2 separate regions of the Homo sapiens genome follow, and region 2 is linked to region 1. Evidence: chromatin loops called from intact Hi-C (ENCODE). Cell type or tissue: PC-9. All regions are shown on one strand.

Region 1 (8,000 bases):
TGATAATCAGCAAAATTTATATTTCTTTGGAAATTAAAGGTTGAGGATGCAGGTCTTAGATTTACATTTTTAATTTAAAATATTTTAGTAAATCTTGTTTGTGTACATATGTCTATGCAAAGATATATACATCATACTTACTACGCATACTCCTCATAAAAGTATGGAAAATTCTAGTTTGTTAAGACAGATTAGCCAAATGTAACTCTTCAGAAATGACAAACTCAATATCTCATCATATCTGCAACTTTCCCTCCACATAACAGCTGCAGTATTTAATTAGCAAACTATATGAAAAGAGCATATTTAATAATTTTTCTTTCATAGCATAGTTTTACACAGTATTTTTTTTCTTTTAAATTTCTTAATTCCAGTGATTCATTTCAAAAGGCTAGATAAGATCATGGGTCCCATACATACACAAAGTTAGGAAAACAGCATGTTGAAAGTTAACAATTTTACCTTATTACAGACATCTCAAGGAGTATCTAGTCCTTTCTCAGAAATAAGAAATAATAAGACTGTTCCTTTCTAAAATGGAAGGCATCTATTTAACCCTATTAAGTAGAGAGAAGAAAATCTCAAGGCATTAATGGCATTTCTAGAAGATAAGCTAATAAGTTTCTCAGTTCTGATGATATTGATATATGGAGTAATTATTATATAAACACATAATTTCATACCATTCACATTGTTATAAACAACTGAAGATGGAATGAGTAAATGAAAAGATGCAACTTTGGTATGATTAAAAGAATATGTATCAAAATCCATAATTTGGGTTATGTATACTATATGCAAATTTGGATGCAATGTTATATTGAAATGTTTCATAAATATAATCTCTAAATGCATAATGTATAAAATATATATAATATTAACATCAAAATAATCATTTCAAATGCCAGCTCATTTAAAAATACCAACTTTGTCTAAGGGTAGTTTTCTGCCTTAATTGGTTTATTACCTACAATGGATCAGTTCCAAGTATAAATGGACCATATCAAATATATCGTAAAGCTGACCTGAAGTTTTGACCAACCAGATAAGATTAAAATAAATAACAAGTTATTATGGTGACAAGCAAAAGCAAAATTCTCATAACAGTGAAATTTAGTTTTGGACTCTTAAATTCGTAAAATTTTATTTTTCAAATATCAAGAGACACCAGAAATATTTTCAAAAGGAAAGGGGCATAGATATCTCTTGTCACATATATTTGAAATAACAGGGTCCTACATCTAGTTCACCTATTTTAAATGTAGAAATGGAAGATGTGAGATAAGTCAGACAAGTCATGTAGACAAAGGCTTGGGTCTCCCGATCTCTTCCAGTCCAATGCGACTTGGCATATAACCGTGCCTTGCATTTATCCAGTGTTTAAAACATGTCCAGCCTTTCTCCTATAAATGCTCTGGGTTGCTGTCTCCATCTTCACTCATACTGAATGAACACTCTCCTGTTCTCGCTTCTCAAGAGTAAGAGGTTGCTTTTAAATCAGATATGACAAACATCACCAAAGTAATGATTTCCTCAATAATGAATACAATTTATTGATAAATGGCTATCAAATTAGAAGATTTGCAGAGCAGTATTTTTCTGATAAACAAATAAAACTTTGTATATATCATAAGAGTCCATATATATTTGACCTTCCATCCTATCACTGAAACATATTTATAAACACTTATGTGGACTTTTACATATGTAAATATGTGTAAATATTTATGAAAAACATAGTCCTCCTTTAACCCATATCTCACTCTTCCTTTTCTATTTTGAAACAGGAACCACTATCTCAAACAGGAAAATGAATATGTAAACACTTTGTAAATAGTAATGTGGTGTGTTATTTGTTATTATTAGTCTTTGTTAAGCTTATCAAGGTAAGGACGCCGAAAAACAGTCTACCAGAGTGTGTATGGAGAGGGTCAAGGGTGGTGGGGTGGGTGGGGGGGGTGGTGGCGGGGGTGCTGGTGGTGGTGGTGGTATTGTTGAGCTAGGGGGAGGCTATCTGCTAGGGAACTCGGGAAGCACCGAGGAATGAAAAACAACAACAGTGATCCAGGATAGCAGGTGAAGCTGAGTTCAAGCATCAGATCAAGGTCTGTGCCAAGCCAAAGTGGAGCAAGAGAAAGCATTGAGCTCAAGGATGGCACAGGGTGGGGACAGAGTAAAAGTGTGAACAAATGAGTAAGAAATAAATCAACAATCAATCTAAAGTAAAAGAAAGGTCACAGGGTCATCCTGGTAAATACAGTTGAGGAGTCACATGCAAGAATTATATCTTTTCATATGTACAATTTTGTTCTGATAGATTTCTTCACAACCAAGCTTTTGTTAGGTTGATCTCAGGTCATTCTTTTCTGTAAAGAAACCCACCCCTCCATTTCCCCAGGATATCTGCATACATTCTAGAACTGTCCATATAACATTTGAAAGAAATGGTTGCCACCTTCTGAGCCATGTATAAATTAAATAACTCCAATAGCCATTGATCTGTAAATGTTCATGGTTATGGCAACTGTTCACGTCTCTATAAATTAGAAAATAAATTAAGCAAAAATTAATTGTACAAAAATCATGAAGGTCAATATGCCTAATATAGATAATGGTGTTCAAAATGCAGAACTATTAGTAAATACCTAGGAATCAAATCTGTACCATATTTTTAAAATATTGCATCAAAATATAAAGAAATTTTCACTTTTAAAATAAATCAGTGCTTTTTAATTTCTATCAATCCTAGTTGTTGATTTAGGTTATGCTAAATAAAGATTTCAGAAATCTCAAATCCTCTTTGTCAATACCTGTTAATCCTAGCCAGGCCCAGATATAAAAATGCTAAATAATTATTGTATGAATGATAAATTCATGTGCCTTAAGCTAAGTTCAGTTAAGCCCAGAGAAATATAAAGAATTATATATATATATATATATATATATATATATGGCAGTGTGTACCTTAAACTGGATGGCAGCAATATACCATGTTATCAGGTAATCCTGGTAATGAATGACCAAAGCTCAGAGCTCACTATAAAACAGGCTTTCCTGTCCCTTGCTACACCTTCCGATCTGAATCTGTGCTTCCTTCCCTTGGATGGACCCAGAAAATTGTCCTGAAATTCAGCCCACTTGGCTGGACTCTGAATATGTGCCCAGGCTTTGGGAAGCCCTTCTGGGTACTGGACCCTCCCTTTCCAGTCCCCAGAAGGGCTTCCCAAAGCCTGGACACATCCTTGAATCTAACAATGAATTGTAGCCAGTAGGTACCAGATCCAAAATGCTTCCATGGCACCAGCCACCTGACTCCACCCTGCTACCGAAGAAACCCAAAGAAGCTGGTACCAATCTAGACTGGTCTCAATTTCAACTCACTGTCTGTAATTTTATGATCTTGATTTGGGGCTCTGCCTTAGGGTCCATAAGTTACCCTTAAGCCCTGATGATTCCAAGTTAGTGCTTTCATGTCAGTCAGCCTCTTTAGAGGCCCAGCATGTTTCAAATGACTTGTCAAGATATTTATGAGACAATTCAGCAGCATTAGACCAAATCCTGTCATAAAATTCATCCTGAATTTGACCATGAGAAGACATGATACAAAAGTAAATAGTTTGAAAAAATGTATTCAGTCACTTGGGGAGACTGCTGAAAATCAAATTTCAAAGATGCTATCCATTCCACACTAACTATTTCACTTGTTGAATGGTAAGTTTTTTTTTCCCCTTAAGTGGTAGTTGGCTTAAAGCCACCGTCCCCATTAGCTCCATAGTTGGTGAGAAACAGTGGAGATTGTTTGTCCTGCTTATCTAGAAATCCTGCCCTCCACTAGCTATTCATTTGTGAGTCAATGTTTTTTTTTTAATGCAACTATTGCAAAAGTCCTTTGTTTCAACATTAGAAAAGAATTTTCTAAATTCTGTTCAATGTTACACCTTTAAACTAGAATTTATTAGGCTATTCTTATTTGGAAGTCCATAAAGCTAAATCCAGCTGGAATTTAAAATTTAATGTTATAGTGGATTTCATAAAGGGCTCCACTGTTAATGTTTTATCCACATCTCTCAGAATAGTTCACAGATTATTTTCATCTGTTTTGTTCATGCTTTATTCCTGCGTACCTACAAAGTGTTTGGAACATGGTAGGTATCCACTAAATGTCAGTGGAATGGATAAATGATTTGATGGACAGGTGAATGAATTTAACCTATATGGTAATTTAAATTTTAAAGGTAAGTGGAAAAGCCAGGATTTATTCTCATGCCACATTTTGATCAAAGCAACTATTCTTTCTACTTTAACCTGTGAACTATTCCCTCAGGTAGCCTAGGCAACTGTTTGCTGTGTTTACTCAGTTCCTCAATTTGCAGAATCTTCCTTGGATGGTTGGAAGATCTTCTCTTAAAATGCATGTTCTGGGTCTTCAAACCCAGGGTTCATGTCCAGGGTCTATGCCATAGCAAGTATAAACATAGAAGCTAGACCTTAGCATTTTCTAAGTTTTGCGCTCCATGATAAATAACTTCTATTTAAAATCCAGTCCATTAGCAAGCCGTGTTGGCTAAATCTTCAGAATACATCCATACTTTAACTGCTCCTTCCCACCCCTTCTAATTTCAGGCTGCTCAGTGGCACAGGCTGAGCAGCCTGGATATGATTCCTTTCTTCACACAGCAGCCAGAGGGACTCTTTCGAAAAGTTAGATCAGCAGTCCACTCTTCTGATCTTATCCTCCAGTGGCTTTCCATATGACTCACAGCAAAAGGCAAGGTCTTTATTGGCCCACAGGGCTTGATATCAAAAACTTCACCACTCCCTCTGACCTCAGCTTCGAGTCCCTCTCCTCACTTTCCCTCCTCTGCCGCCTCTTGGCTTCTTTTCTGTTCTCAAGCACAGTTCTGCCTTGGGGCCAGTGCACATCCTTCCCTGGAATGCTCACTTCCCAGATACACATACACTTCCTTTTCTCATGTCTATGAAGTCTCTGTATAAACACCACCTTATCAATGGGGCTCACCTACCCTAATTTAATTCTCTCTCACCTCCTTTTCAGCTGCGTCTTTCTTGTAGCACTTATCATCATCTGACATGCCATATATTTTGTTCATTTATTTATTATTTTTTGACTCCAAACAAATGTAAGCACTACTTTATGTAGATGTGAAAAGAGGCAAAGGCAGCAGAAGAACCATTCTTGCATTCAGAGGGATAGTCCAAAATCAATTTGGCAAAGAACAGGACACAGGATTATACCATCCGTTGCTTCACTTTTAAATGGTTTTTCTGTGTCTATACCTACAGTCCCTCTAGTACACAGAAAAAGCATGGAATGACTTTTGCCCATGTTTTAACACATTAAGCCTATATATAGTCTTAACATTAGAGACAATTTCGTTTTAACCCCTGTAATGGATATGATTACTTCTGATAGTGTGACGTAACTTCCCCTTCTCTTTTAAGTCTTTTCACCACTTATATTAGTACTAACCTCTACCCCTACTGGTTGCTAAATTCTATCAAGCCCAGGAGCACTCTTCCAAACCTACTTGTTGTTTTTAGCAACTACTTTATGCACCTCTGTAATCCATCCTTGGCCACCGTCCCTGATGATTTGACATCATGTTACTAAGCATTTCTGCCTTGTAAGCACAGTCCTTCGCTGCCTCAAAGTCAGCGTCCTCCCAGTTTTTATCCACTTTGGCTACCTATAAACACCTACCTGGACTTGTCCTAACTTGTTATTAATCAACCAAGAGTTCAACCAAGTTAGAACTCTTAATAGTCCCTCTCTAAATACAATGTTTTCTCTTCTTATCACCTCAAAAATCACAATTCTATTGAGCATTCTGCCCTGACCACTTACCACAGGCCCTTTCTGGCTGTCGTGTTTCATTAGGCAGCCAAGAATCCATGGTCATCCTTTCAGAGCCTAATTTTTCCAATAAGCAAGTATAACTTATTCCCCCCATTTCTCTTGCATATTTCCTTCTCCTCTCCAGGGACAACCTCTGCTTTACAGACACATGTTATCATATTTCCCCAATTCTAAAAACAAACAAATTTAATATTCTTCCACTAATGGCTCTGTACTACCTCTATCCATACAGTCTGACCTAACTGCAACCATTACACACTTGCTGGTCTTTAAAGGCAAACAGTGAACCTCACACTGGTATTCATAGCAACTGCTTAGGTACTTTGAATATACAGCTCCACTCATTCTACCAGCTCTTTGAGCTTGGTATTTGAACTTGTCTCCTTCAGAGATGCTAACCAAATGGGCCTGGGGTCTATCTTGATGCACTTTATTACCTTGTCCTGCTTCAGTTCCTTTTCCCAACTACTTAGCTAGTTCCCTATACAGGCTATCCAAACTCTCACCAAACAATGATTTCATCAATAATAACTTATGTAGAGACATATGACAAGTTTGTGGCCAGGTCTCCTGATACACAGCACATGCTTTCCTTACCTGACCCTGCACCCCGAGCACTGATTTCAGCACCTAATAAGGTTTACTGATAACGATAAAAATGAAGTGACAATCAATTTACAAAAGAGCCAAGTGATGCCCAGAGACACCACCTTCTTTACAGGATAAACCTGATTCTTAAGGGTTTATATTTTTAGTACATAATCCATCTGCCCATTTCTGAGAAGACAAAAAAAAAAAAGAAGCAATTGGTGATAATTTTCTGAATTGTATTATGTGTATGTGCATCCATGTAATATTGTTTAGTTTTAGCAAGAACTAAAATTGTTACCTCTTCTGTAGTCATCATGCTGTAGTTAAACACTAAGCACCACCAACTGGGGCTGCCATGATGTTTCCTTAGAAATTATTTTAAATTATTTGTGACAGTGGGTAAAAGTACAACACATCCAAAGTGTTGTAGCAGGATTCATGGTTTTATATCATTTTTCTGTGACTATAGATTTAATAGAGGCTGAATGATTATGATATCTAACTCCTAGAGGTAAAAATAAAAGGCTTAATTTGTATGAATTGTTATCACTATAAATAAGTAGAAAACTTCCTGACAGAGCCATCCTGGAATATAAATACACATTCAAGTGAAGTGACATAAACCATCTAGTTACCTCTCATTGAAGAACTATAGTAAAATACACATAGTACAAAAAGTAATTATTTCATTCACTACATGTAAGGCACAAACAGATTTTAAGTTTAAAATGAGTACAAACTATCTACATCAAATGCCAATTGATGTAGTGACCTTTTTTTCTATTTACTCATTAAATTGAGTGACCTTTTTTTCTATTTACTCATTAAAAATTTTCAATGTTTCTAAAATGGGTATCTATTACTTGCGGTAGAAATATTTTGGTAATTTTTAAGCTAATGACTAGATGGTAAGCCCACAAAGTAAGCTCTAAAGTAAGTTTTTAGCTTTTTCTAACTCCTACAAAGAATGAATGTTCTTTTTACAATAAAAAGTTGGAGAGAGAGAGTAGATGGCAGGCTGGGTAGTTACTTGCTTCACCCTATGCATCTGGCCGAAAACAGAGTTTCTGGTCCTTGGCTAACTACAGCTGTTGGGTAAATCTTTCACCAACTCAGAAAGTCACCCCAACATCTAAAACCCCAATCTGCGAAATTCTCCAGGTTCTGAATACATGCTGTGCTGACATCGGCAGCGTAAATGTGTGTGGTCTGAGTCTCAGTTTGTGGATATCTGAACAAATTCTGGAAAAGGAATAGCTTATATAATATTTTTATATAGCATAGTTTCCTAGAGAATAAACAGCATAGAAAAGTGTTTTTTACAACGTTGCAATTAAAAAGAGTTTATTATTTGTCTTGAAACTGCTTTAAGTGAGAGCAATTAGAGATGTGTATCAAATTAGTGCTACTTTGTGCAAAATTAATGTACTACAGTACTTTCTGAAGGTCTGTTTTTCCATTTAAGCTGTGTTTAACTACCCAATATATACAAATGACACATTTCCATTTTGATTGCAAAACCCATGATGTC
Region 2 (8,000 bases), 86 kb before region 1:
CTGCTGAGGAGGGATGGTGCACTTCATATTGCACTGGCTTCAAAACAAAGTTCATCAAATACAAGAGTAAGATTGCATGAGGAGTGATTAGTCAACTAGCATCAACTGAATGATTTCTATATGAATAGTTACTTTGCTAATTACAAACCATTATCACCTATTTATTGTAGTAGATCTGACAGTGCTATTACTTGCACAAACTCCCTGAATAGGTAGCTTTACTTTATTAAATATTTCAAGGAAACAAAAAGTTACATTTGTTTGAACTTTATCTCCCCAAGCCACACTTGCCCTAGAACAGCCTATTCTCCCCAAGGCAGTTAGAGTGATAACCAGCTCAATGCAATCAGTCCTCTGCTCTAAACCCTCTAATGCCTTCTCATGTCTCTTAGAGTAGTTCCCAAATTCCTCCCACAGTCTCTAAGGCCTTGCTTCCTTATATGGCACACTGATGCCCCATTTCTTGACCTCATCTCCTAGGTGATTCCCCTCACTCACAGAGCCCCAATTCCCTACATCCCATCTCCCCAGTCTAACCTGCTGTTTGTCAAACACACCCAATGTGTTCCCAGGTGAGGACCTCTGCACTTGATTTCCCCTTTCCCAGGAACACAGTTCTCCCAGCCATTCTTCATGTCCTGTGTCTCAGCTCAAACATCCCCTGTTCAGAGATTCCCTTCCTGCTCTCCTCATACAAAATGAAAACATTTGTACTAATTGCCTACTATCCCATTATCTCATTTTATTCTTCTTCAAGGCAATTATCTCCCTGACATATTGTATATTAATTTATTTAATTGGCTCTCCCTCTAGAATGTATACTCTATGAGAGCAAGAAGCCTAGCACAAGGCCTGTCACATAATAAGTGCTCAATGAACACTTGTTGAATGTATGAATAAATTTTCCAGTAACTTCAATTAACCTACCTAGTTAGACTTAGTTACCCAGGTTTTGCTGCACTACTCAATATTACTAGTTTTTTTTGTGGCATAGTTTTATTGTTTTTTAGAATCAATTCTCTGACAAATAAAAAATATGGTATAAGAAATTTCTCCAGTATAAAGAATTTTATAATCTGATTGATGGAGAATCTCTAATATTTTTCATCCTTAAATATGAAAAGTAGAACAATTTAATAATCATTTAATGAGTTTCTACCATGCATTAGGCACTATGCTTTCTATACATTTGTAAAAAACACAGTTCTACCTGAAGTTTAAAAATTTCTTGAATTCTCCGTAAAACATGGATTTTAGCCTAAGACCAAACAATGAGGTAGAAAGTAAAATTAGTTTATTTTCTGTTTCCCCCAAATGTATTGAAGACTTGATGGAGTATAACATTTAAAATATCTCCTAAACACACACACCTAAAATATAAACAATATTCTCTTCTTTAAAATATTTCTGAAAAGGACATGATTCCATTATGTTTTGGCTGCATAGTATTCCATGGTATGTATGTACCAGCTGGAGGTCATTATCCTAAGTGAATTTACTGCAGGAACAGAAAACCAAATACCGCATGTTCTCACTTACAAGTGGGAGCTAAACATTGAGTACTCATGGACATAAAGATGGGAACAATAGACACTAGGGACTAATCGAGGTGGGAAGGAGGGAGGGGCAAGGGTTGAAAACTAACTGTTGGGTGCTGTGTTCACAATCTGGGTGATGGGATCATTCACACCCTAAACCTCAGCATCACACAATCTACTCATATAACAAACCTGCACATGTAACTTGTGATTCTAAAAGTTGAAATTATAAATAAAATAAAAGAAAACTGAAGAAAAATATTTCTGAAATCCACCAACTCCATAGGATAAAAACAGCTTTCTTTTTTTCCCTTTCAATGGATGAGAAGTCAAAGAGACTTGACAAGTTGACTAAGTTCATACAACTGGTCACTCAAAGCCCCTTCATCAGAGCCCAGTTAGAAATCACTGACTAACTTTGAAACATTTAATTGATGATCATGAAAACAAAACAAAAAAGAAACCCCTGATTCTCATTATTTCCCCCCTCTAGCTATTATCTTTATCGTTTCTTTCAAAACTCAGAATCTTGAAACTAGACTCAATTCCTCATAACTACTTTTCCCCTCACAGTCACCCTCTATCCACTTTAATTAGAATCCATGGTGTGTCTCTGGGGTCACATTCTAATTACTGCTCTCATGGGCATTTTTCCGCCTCTCCTTAATTCTTCCCTTGACCCATTTGGTATATGACAATGTTAATAACTTCTCCTCAACCTTTCTCCCTCCTAAGCTTACTAATGCTTCTGTAGTGCTCCTTGTTGTCTGCTATGCATTAACTGTCTCACTTCCTTTTACCTAACAGAATCTTAATTTTTATTCAGGTATTCACCTCTCACCAGCAAAGGCTGGTGCCTCAAAAGAAGCTAAATCTGGACAGGTGCAGTGGCTCATGCCTATAATCCCAGCACTTTGGGAGGCTGAGGCAGGTGGATCATGAGGTCAGGAGTTAGAGACCAGCCTGACTGACATGGTGAAACCCCGTCTCTACTAAAAATACAAAAATTAGTCGGGTGTGGTGGCGCACACCTGTAATCCCAGCTACTCGGGAGGCTGTGGCAGGAGAATCGCTTGAACCTGGGAGGTAGAGGTTGCAGTGAGCCGAGATCATGCCACAGCCCTCCAGCCTGGGCAACAGAGTGAGACTCCATTTCACAAAAAAAAAAAAAAAAAAAAAAAAAAAAAAAGAAGCTAAATCTACCCTCAGCCCCAGAAGATGGAGGCCTAATTCTTAATCTAAATTAATAATTGTTTTGGGAATAATTAGTTTACCAAATTTGTGCCAATGGGACAGAAGGAGCACTTTGCTGGAGACTTGGGGGTAAGTTCCTCTTCATTCTTCTAGGAGAGGTTCCTATTCAAACTGCCTCTTCCGCTGAATATAAAGGAGGGAGCATGTAGTCTGACTTGTATTACCAGTCATTCTATCCCCAGAGGAGAAACAGATGTAGGACAAATTCACAGCCGTGGATGGCAGTGCAAAAGGAGACAAAGGAAACTGGTTTCTTGATGAAGTTATTGAGCTCCTGGATCAACCACTCTTGAGGCCAGTCTACCTCTGGAATTCCAGTTATGAGAGCAGATAAATTACAGTATTGTTTAAAAGTGGGTGGGTCAGGTTCTCTATTACTTGTAGTTGAAACCATTTTAAGTGATACAACTACTCTTTCCTGGTTTCTTGACGTCACGTCTAGCCATGATGTGCTGTCTTTGAGTGTCATTCTTGTCCTCTTAACATTCTGCTGTCCTTATCTGCAGCCTCAGCCCTTATTTCATCTCAATGAGGTAAGCACCCTTCTGGGGAAATTCCACATGGATTTATGTTTTCAACAACTATTTTTTGTTGATTAATTCCAAATTCATCCCTCCTCAGCCCTCATATCTCTCTGAGCACCAGAACTTACCTATAATTCTATACTGGTTATCTCCACAGGGATTTTCTATAGACTCTTCTAACTTCATATGTCCACAACCAACCCCATCATCATTCCTTTCATACTTTCTCATACTCTTATCTCTAACTATATTATTAAATTGGTCTCTCAAATCAGAACACTGGAGTGTGTCTTCAAACCCTCAATTTTTACACCGTTCACCAAGTACAATCAGCATTTCTAGCAGAATAGATTCCAAAGTGTTCACTCCTTTCCCTCTAATCACTCTTAAATTTTGTCATCATAATTGTTCATCTAAATTTTTTCCAGCAGGCTATACTTATAACAGAATCTTAGTTATTCACTCAGCCCTAGGTATATACCAAGTAGTAGGTGCTTTATAACTGAACCTTGATGAATGAACAAAGAACTTCCTGGTTTTACTATCTTCTGTCTTCTCTCTATATCATTCTCTAGACAATTACCCTAATTTTTTTCTCAAATTCAACTGGAACTATGTCACTGCCCTTCTGAAGTCCCCCTCCTCTTAAAAAAAATGGTTCTCCAATGGCTTCCATTCAACTATTTAACACATATCTAGTACGTGTCAAATTTTGAGCTAAGGACTTCAATAGAGTGAGCTTTAATTTTTTCCTTTTAACAATCATGGAATTTAGGAAAGACTTGCAAAATGGCCTTACCCCTGTCAAAATACAGATATCATCACATTAATCTGGATCCAAGAACCTGAATCTACTTTTTTACTTTGAGTAGAATGTTCTCATATCATTTCATGCTCCATTTATCCACTTCTGTAATAGAACTATGTTGAGTTAATTTCAATTTATACTAATGCATAAAAATTCCAGATAACATGATTGACTAATTGACACTATCTTGTACAGAAATCATGACGTTCAGAAGTGGTTCTAAAATTCAGAACTTTAATGCTACATTTTAGATAAGTGAATATGGTTTTGTAATTCCACTCAAGAAATTGCCTCTAAAGTATCACATACTTTAAAATTCAGAAATTCAAATTTGTTCATACTTTCTTCAAAGTGCTTTTCTTCCGAGGAAATGAGGATTATTTGAACCAGCACCATGCAACTGTTAATTTCATACTTTCATTCACTTATTTAAGAAATATTGTGTGTCTCAGCCCTTGGCTTTCCTTTACAGACAATACAGACAAAAATTCTCTGCCTTTGTGGAGCTTATATTCTAGTATAGGGTAGGGGGGAAAATATAGATTCCGATATATAGAGAGAAAATATGTACATTGTAACTTCTATTCGCTTTGAATAGCAAATTGCTATAGTTCAGAAGTTCCAAGGAGATGTGATATAAATAGATAGATATAGATATAGATAGAAAGGAGATATGATGCAGGTGCCAACTTTAGCAAGGCATAAATAGTCAGTAGAATTCAGACAGATGGGAAGAGAGGACAAGGGTATTCAGGCAAAAGGATAAATGTGAGCACCGGCACACAAGCTGGAAGGAACAGAGCTTGTTATGGGCAAGTGGGAAGAATGGGTTAGCTGAAATGGAGACTGTGTTATACAATAGAAAAAAGTCTGATTATTAGAGTAGCTAGAGCTTTTGAAAGCCAGGCAGTGGAATCTAATGGGGAAATAACATAATTAAAGCAGTCTTTGCAAGATTAGTCTAGCTAATCTGTGTTACTATAGTTTAGAAAAGAGGGATAATTTACTGACATAGGTTAGCAAGCTGATTCAACAATTCAGGAAGAAAGTTAAATGGTTTTTGACTAAGGTGGTGGTGACAAGTGAAAACAAGTAAAATACAAGAGGCATATGTTGGCTGGGATATTACAACTTGATGATCAGATTATTTCAGTCACATGTTCATTTATTCGTATTTATTGAGCACCATAATTTGAGTTACTCATATTTATTCAGCACCCAAAATATTTGCCGAGTACCTATTAGGTAACTGCTCTTGTACTTGTTACTAGATTCAAAGGTAAAAAGCCACTTGCTGTGGTCACAGTCTAGCATGGAAGATCTGGCAACAGTGCAAGGGCAGTGTTGTAGACACTTGGCATAGATGAGGAGTGGTTAACTTTACTGAGTTTTCTGTAAATGTACATGTATGCAGGAGATAAAAGAAGGCTTCAAATCTGAGTTCTGAGTTTTCTCCTGGTCAAAGTTGGCGAAACATTCCAGAAGATGGATGGACAGGTTTATTCAATGGCATGGAGATGGGAAACGGCATCGTGTGTTCACGTTCCTGCAAGCAGTTAAATATTTCTGCATGATAGAGGTCAGGGAGAAAGCGTGAAAAGCATAGAGCATCTTCAGTGCTATCCCACGAAGTCTGAATTTTAGCCTACAGGCAATGAGGAGCAAATGGAGAGGTAGAAGCAACAAAGCAGCATGGTCAAAATTACACTTCAGAAAAGTGTGTGATGACCATGTGGAGGCTGAATTAGAGAGGGGAAAGCCAGTCAAGGAGGCAAGATAGATGACTAAGTGCTGAGCTAAGAGATAGTTAGAGCTAAACTAAAGCAGTCATAGCGGCAACAAAGTGGGGGCATTTAGGAAGCAGAATAACCAGAACTTGGAAACTAATCAAATGTGAACAGAGGGACATTACAAAAATAATTCAGGTTTTGAACTCAGTAGTTAGGAAAAGATTTGAACAAAACAGGAAGAAAGTGGAGGGACTGTTTTCAGTGAAAGATGAGTGATTTAATTTAGGATGCCTTGAACTGAAAGAAGGGAGACTTCCAAGTAAGTGCTGATGGCGAGGTTGGGGGGGTGTCATGACCTTTGGGTAGAAGATGGATATTATTATATTACTGATTTCCATTCAGGTCAACTGCTCTGTGCACTTTAATTTCTTAGGTGTGCTTGCTTTGTTTTCCTAATTAGATTGCAGATTTTGCCAAAACATGTCTAAGTTCCTTTAACACCTACTTACTGAATACCTATGCACGTCCTGTCCCAGGCACTGATTACAATACTAACAGGGATTATTTCCTATTTAACATTTTGCATATGACAAAATTTATAGGCGCATATATATATTCTTCTGTGAAAGATTAAGTGGTCAATTAAACAGCTGGAAATAACACAAATGTCCATTAATAGGTGAGCGGATAGATAAACTGTAGTACCACCACCCAAAGGAATACTGCTCAGCAATAAAAGGAATGACCCATTGATACACACTTACAACACAGAAGGCTCTGAAAGCAACTATCAAGGAAGATCCATGGTTGCCAAGAGATTGGAGGGAGGAAGGTGGTAGTGATGGCAGTAGTTGATGCCATCACACTGGCTGTAGCAGGGAGGCACTGCTGGGGCTGCACACTCCATGGAGCGGGTGGGAGCCCCATCCCTTCTGAGTGGGCGGGAGCTCCCTGGATGCCACTGTAGCCGCCCAAACTGCGGCTGTGGATCCAAGCCTCCTTGTGCTCTTGAGGGGTGCCAAGAACAGGCAGAATCTGCCCTCCTGGGTGCAGCTGCAGCCACCTGACCCACAGCTGCAGACCTGGGCCTCCCACTCCATGGAGAAGGCAGGAGCTGGGGACAAGTAGGAGTCCCGCCCCTTCCAAGTTGGCAGGGTGGGAGCTTCTGGGTGCAGCTGTGCCTGCCCTCCCAGGTGCAGGATCTGGGTCGTCTCTGCCACTGGCACCCACGGTGCCCCCAGGAAGGACCCCCATCCTTATAGGCTGGGGGGGGGGTGTTTGCTCCCGTTGCCTGGCCTCTCTCTGCTCCTGGCACCTGCTCCAAGATCAGAGCAGGGGTTGGGGCCGAGACCAGGGCCATGAATGGCAGTAGGAGGCAGACTGATTCTTGAGCAGAAGGAGGAGGGTCCTCAGTAAGGCCCCACTTTCAGGCCAGTGAGGGCCTGAAGGCTGGGGGCTGGGACGCCAGTCCTGCAGACCAGAGTGGGGAGTCTTGGTGCCTCTTCTGGGCCACCAATGGCCACCCATGGACCATTTGGCAGGCACTTCCTCCCTCTTCCCCTCTGAGGTCTGTAAAAGCCCTGGGCTCAGCCAGAGCAGGGCATAGGACAGCCAGAGGATGGCCGAAGGGGGCAAAGAGACAACAGGACAACCAGCAGAAAGAGGAGCTACCCTCTCTGCTGAGAGCTGCAGCCATCTGGACAACCAGCTGCAGAGACAGGCTACTCTCTCCAGAGCCTCCTCTCTGCTGAGAACTGAACACTCCACGGATGACATACCTACAGAGAGGAGCCACCCACTGTGGGTCTCCTCTGAGCTGTTGTGACACTAAATAAAACTCATCTTTATCTTGTTCACTCTTCACTTGTCTGTGTACCTCATTCTTCCTGGATGCAGGACAAGAACCTGGGTAAAGGCGCCACGGTCACAGAGGTTTCTGGCTAGAAAATTGACACCCCAAAGATCCCGTAACAATAAGTAGAGAGGAATAAATTATTAAGGGGCAGGAGCAAACTTTTGGGGTTGATGAATAAGTTAATTATCTTGACTGTGGTAACGGCTTCATTGGCACATACATATGTCAAACTGAGGTATGTTTATGTGGCGGCTGATGGTTGCTTGCTTGTGTTTTTAATGATTTTAATGA

Evidence for each region. A loop is a pair of places that touch in the nucleus more often than their neighbours do. Peaks named below come from ENCODE experiments on the same cell type or tissue, not always from the same donor. Only the 100,000 strongest peaks of a DNase experiment are listed, where the experiment ranks them.
Region 2: a loop joins it to region 1, with 12 times the contacts of the local background. A loop is called at or near these places in 2 of 110 quality-filtered maps.

Annotation. Positions count from the first base shown.
Region 1 is chr6:133,337,527-133,345,526 of GRCh38, reverse strand. All of the region lies in intron 2 of EYA4 (EYA transcriptional coactivator and phosphatase 4), which reads right to left. Among named protein-coding and RNA genes, the nearest start is that of EYA4, 100 kb to the right of the region's middle. In PC-9, no CTCF peak of the experiment used is centred here; a DNase peak (open chromatin) is centred at 3,756; H3K27ac peaks cover 532 bases.
Region 2 is chr6:133,423,639-133,431,638 of GRCh38, reverse strand. The region is part of intron 3 of EYA4 (EYA transcriptional coactivator and phosphatase 4); the gene reads right to left. Among named protein-coding and RNA genes, the nearest start is that of EYA4-AS2, 29 kb to the left of the region's middle. In PC-9, no CTCF peak of the experiment used is centred here; no DNase peak of the experiment used is centred here.